Regions from separate parts of the Homo sapiens genome. Here region 1 is linked to region 2. The links are chromatin loops, found by intact Hi-C in ENCODE. Cell type or tissue: PC-9. All regions are shown on one strand.

Region 1 (2,500 bases), 120 kb after region 2:
CCCAAATATGTTTAATAAAAGTCAGTTAAATCCCTCTGGTTGTGGGTCTCTTCAGGGATGGTGAGACTCAATTTTGTGCTTCTGTACTCTCGCTGATCCAAGTACTGTTGTCAGCAAATGTGAATCTAGGTAAGAGTTGATAGACTAAGAATGTTAGAGCAGAAGTTCCCTAGAATTGTTATATCTACACTTCTTATCTTTGGAACTAAATGACTGCAACTAGAAACGATATTGTGGTGCCTGACTTTGTCCCCAGTTATGTTTAGGTGCAGCCCATCGAGTGATCAAAGGCAATGGCTTGCTGAGAAAAGTACAAGTCACTCTAAAAATCTCTCTCCCCACCCACCACTACCACCCACTCACCCCCAGACCACCCAAGTCAGGATGCCAGGCTCTCTAGACAAGGAAGTTGTATTCTCAGGACAACACCGATTGCTTTCTCTGAGTTGTACCAGGCACTGAAGCTCCTGGTACAGCTCCCCTCTCCTTTAGTCAGTTCTAATTTCCTCCAATCTTGCAGCAAAATATTAAGGCTCTGGAGGGAAACAGAGCTCTTGTTTCTTTCTTTGATCAGTTTCCTCAGCTCAGGGTCAGCCTACTCTGCCCCCAAATGAGGTAGCAATGACTAACTTAGTGCCACGTGACACCAAGCAGCCTCCAACTGTCAGCCTGTGCTGGGTCATTTGCTATTCTTTTTGGGTGTACATTTGAACCCACTTCCTCTGGTTGGGGACTTCCCCATCTTATGATTCTTGGAAGGAGGCAGATCCTACCTCCCTCTACATTCACTCTCCCTCACAGCTAGGGGGCTGGCACATACCCCAGCCCAGTCACTCTCAACTTTGCCTTAGGAGTTAAAGACAAAGATTCAAGGACCCTGGAAGAGTCTCTCTGTCAAGGCAGTGCTGGCATCTGCAGCAAGATAGAGCTCCCTGCAGGGTGTCCCTGGTGAAAACTGCAGACAAGTGCTCTGAGGTGCTGCTGCAGTGGGCTCCTCACCAGACCAGTTCTGCAGCGTGGTTTGAGTGTTGTTCCTGGCTGCAAACCTGCTTCTCCAGCCCGCCTACTGATTCTGGAAGCTGCCCAAATATCCTTTTAATGAATTCCTTTTCTGCCTAAATCATCTAGAGTCCAATTCTGTTGCTTGCAATCAAGGTTCTAGACTGATACGCACCTGTAACTCCTTCAGGAATTTGTCCTACTTCTGAGAAGTCCCAAAGGGCTTTGTCCCCAAGGACAGTTTCTATGACAAATCTACAAAGGGGATTCTCTGTAAATGCCCATTCTGTTATGAATACTAAAATTAGAGACCGTAAGGCTAGCCACCATTGTTCCATAGTATCTAGTTTAGTACCAGCGAGCACATATGTTCTAAGCAATGCTGGAAAGCCCCTTTCAAATAACTTTTGCCTTGGCAAAAGACGTTGTAATGCTTCTTGAAATAGTTTCATGATGTCATTTACGTAGTAGACCTGATTTCTGCGAACACATTATTTTGAAATGAGGATTTAAATTGTGCTTTGGCAGGAACTGAATATTCAAATGTAATGAGTTTAATTGATTATGAGAATGTTTCTTTTAAGATGATGCAATAACTGCCTGGTATTGAGCCTGCTGCTCCAGTGTGCACTAGTAGAAAGGCTTTCAAAATTGATCTTGGTACATTTGAAATCTGGTAAGCAATTGATTCTCTCTCTAAGCCTCAGTATAGAATCTAGTTCTAAGTGATAAGGCACTAACAATGCCCTGAAACCAGACCAAAATGGGTCTGCCTCTTGCTAGAGCTTTGAATTCCAGCCATGGGAGTATGACTGGGGAGAGATTCAACCTGTGGGGCCATCTCCTCCTCTCATGACTGCGTGGACCCACTTTCCCCATTTGTCTCTACCTGCTGTGCCCACTTCGGGAGGGCCAAAAGTGTGCTGTATTCGAGGCTGTACCAAAGATGTTACCAGAGCTGCTGAGCATCTGAGACTTAGCGGGTATAGAGGGTGTCTGCAGGCCAAAAATATATGTGCTGGCAAAGGAATCTTGGAGGGGCAAGAAACTGATCTATATCTTGATTGTGGTGGTGGTTATGACTCTAGGCATCTGTTTAAACTCATAGACCTGTACACTAATATGAGCAAATTTTACTGTATGCAAATTAAATATAAACCAGGCATGTCGATTTGCACGTGTAATCTCAGGTACTCGGGAGGCTGAAGTGGAAGGATTGCTTGGGGCCAGGAGTGCAAGAGCAGCCTGGGCCGCATAGCAAGACTGCCTCTAAAAAAAATTAATTAGGCCGGGCGCGGTGGCTCAAGCCTGTAATCCCAGCACTTTGGGAGGTCGAGGCCGGTGGATCATGAGGTCAGGAGACGGAGACCATCCTAGTTAACACGGTGAAACCCCGTCTCTACTAAAAATACAAAAAATTAGCTGGGCATGGTGGCAGGCTCCTGTAATCCCAGCTACTCGGGAGGCTGAGGCAGGAGAATGGCGTGAACCCAGGAGGCGG
Region 2 (2,500 bases):
GGAAATTTTTATACATTGTTGGTGGAAATGTAAATTAATACAGCCACTATGAAAAACAGTATGGAGATCTCTCAAAAAACTAAAAATAGAACTAAGATATGATCTAGCAATCCCACTACTGGGTATTTATCCAAAGGAAATTAAATTAGCATATTAAAGAATACCTGCACCCCCCCATGTTTATTGCAGGACTGCTTACAATAGCAAAGATATAGACTCAAGGTAAGTGTCCATCAACAGATGAATGGATAAAGAAAATGTGGTATGTATACACAGTATAATATTATTTGGCCATAAAAAATGAAATCATGTCATTTATAGCAACATGGATGGTATTGGAGGTCATTATGCTTAGTGAAATAAACCAACCACCAAAATACAAATATCACATGTTCTCACCCATATGTGGGAGCTAAAAAAGTTGATCTGGAGGTAGAAAGTAAAATGATATATATTAGAGGTTGAGAAGGATATGTGTTAGGGAGATGAACCGAGAGGTTGGTTAATGGGTACAAACATACAGTTATACAGAAGGAATAAGTTCCAATGTTCAATAACAGAGTAGGATAACTACAGTTAACAACAATGTATTGTATATTTCAAAATAGCTAGAAGAGAGGACTTGTAATGTCCCCAACACATAGAAATGATAAATACTTGAGGTGATGCATACCCTAAATACTCCAACTTGATCATTACACATACATGCAGGTAACAAAATATCACATGTACCTCATAAATATGTACAAATATTATGTATCAATAAAAATTTGGAAATTAAACAACACACTCCAAATAATCCATGGGTAAAGAAATAAATCATAAGGGAAATTAGAAAACTGTTTTGAACAAAATGAAAATGAAACACACAACAAATTAAATTTTATGGGATTTAGTAAAAATAGTGCTTAGATGGAAATATATGCTTGTAAGTGTTTCTATTAGATAAGTAAGATCTAGGAGTGATGTCAGCAAAGTGGCAGAATAGGAAGTCCTAGCCCTGATCCCACCACAGAAACACCAATTTAACAATACAGAGACCAAAATACCTTTATTAGTAATTCAGAATCCAGTTAAGAAATTGTCGTTCTTCAAAAAAGCACAAAATCAGTAACAGCCACATTGAAACAAGTAAGAAAAGGAATTTCACTTTACCTGCGTAAGCCACCCCCTTACACTGGGCCAGCTCAGTGCTGAGAGAGATGGTCTCAGCCCACGACTTCTTCTTCAGGAGGAAGATGTAGTGGAACATGCATTCAACATCCTTAGTATTTTGAGGCACTACCTGAGGGACCTGTTTCTGTCCTATCTCAACCAATCTCCAGTATGAGATTTCTGAGGGAACTGGCATAGTTTGAACACCTGGGGGCAGCCAAGAGAAAAGATAAAAGGTGGACAGCATACCGCAGCCAGTACAGTTCTGTAGGATCAGGAGAAGGAACGGGACCCCGAGACTTCTTCCTCAGGAGGGAGGGAGAGGAGTGGAGCATGCATCCAATGTTACAGCCTTTCAGTGTACTGCCCTAGGAAAAAGAAGGTAGCTTACTGTTGCCAACAGGACTCTATGAGATTGGGAGAATGTGTATAACTGTGAGCATGCACATCCACAGTAAAGGTTTGAGAGGCTCTCAAGGGATTAGTAACCAGAATATATAAGGAACTCAAATAACGACAGCAAAAAACCCAATAATAATACAATTAAAATATGGGCAAATGATCTGAATTGACATTTCTCAAAAGAAGACATGCAAATGGCCAAAAGGTATATGAAAAAATGCCCAACGTCACTAATCAGAGAAATGCAGATCAAAACCACAATGAAACTTCATCTCACCCCAGTTAAAATGGCTATTATCAAAAAGACAAATTAGAATATGTGGAAAGCAAAAAAAAAAAGAAAACAAAAACAAAAAGACAAAAAATAACAAATGTGGATAAGGATGTGGAGAAAAGGGAACTCTTATACATTGTTGTTGGGAATGTAAAGTAGTGCAGCCATTATGGAAAAAAAGTGTGGAAGTTTCTCAAAAAACTAAAAATAGAACTACCATATAATCCGTAAATCCCACTGCTGGGTATTTATCCAAAAGAAAGTAAATCAATATATCAAAGAGATCTCTGCAACCTCACGTTTATTGCAGCACTGTTCACAATAGCCAAAATTTGTAATCACCCTAAATGTCCATCAGCAGATGAGTGGATAAAGAAAATGTGGTACATATACACAGTGGAATACTATTCAACTATGAAAATGAATGAAATTCTGTCATTCATGGCAACCTGGATGAACCTGGAGGATAGGATATAATGTTAAGTGAAATAAGTCAGGTACAGAAAGATAAATGCCAGAAATTCTCACTCATATGTGGGAGCTAAAAAAATTCAGCTTATAAAAGTAGAAGGTAGAATCATGGTCATTAAAAGCTGGAAAGGGGAGGGAGGAAGGTAGGGTAGGGAAAAGCTAGTTAACAGAAACAAAATTATAGCTAGATGGGAGGAA

Evidence for each region. Peaks named below come from ENCODE experiments on the same cell type or tissue, not always from the same donor. Only the 100,000 strongest peaks of a DNase experiment are listed, where the experiment ranks them.
Region 1: a loop joins it to region 2, with 9 times the contacts of the local background. A loop is called at or near these places in 5 of 110 quality-filtered maps.

What each region holds. Positions count from the first base shown.
Region 1 is chrX:53,713,143-53,715,642 of GRCh38, reverse strand. No RefSeq gene overlaps it. Among named protein-coding and RNA genes, the nearest start is that of HUWE1, 28 kb to the right of the region's middle. RefSeq lists enhancers at 615-844, 885-934. In PC-9, no CTCF peak of the experiment used is centred here; a DNase peak (open chromatin) is centred at 1,012; H3K27ac peaks cover 2,024 bases.
Region 2 is chrX:53,830,954-53,833,453 of GRCh38, reverse strand. No RefSeq gene overlaps it. Among named protein-coding and RNA genes, the nearest start is that of HUWE1, 150 kb to the right of the region's middle. In PC-9, CTCF peaks have their summits at 1,174 and 1,380 (motif pointing right); no DNase peak of the experiment used is centred here.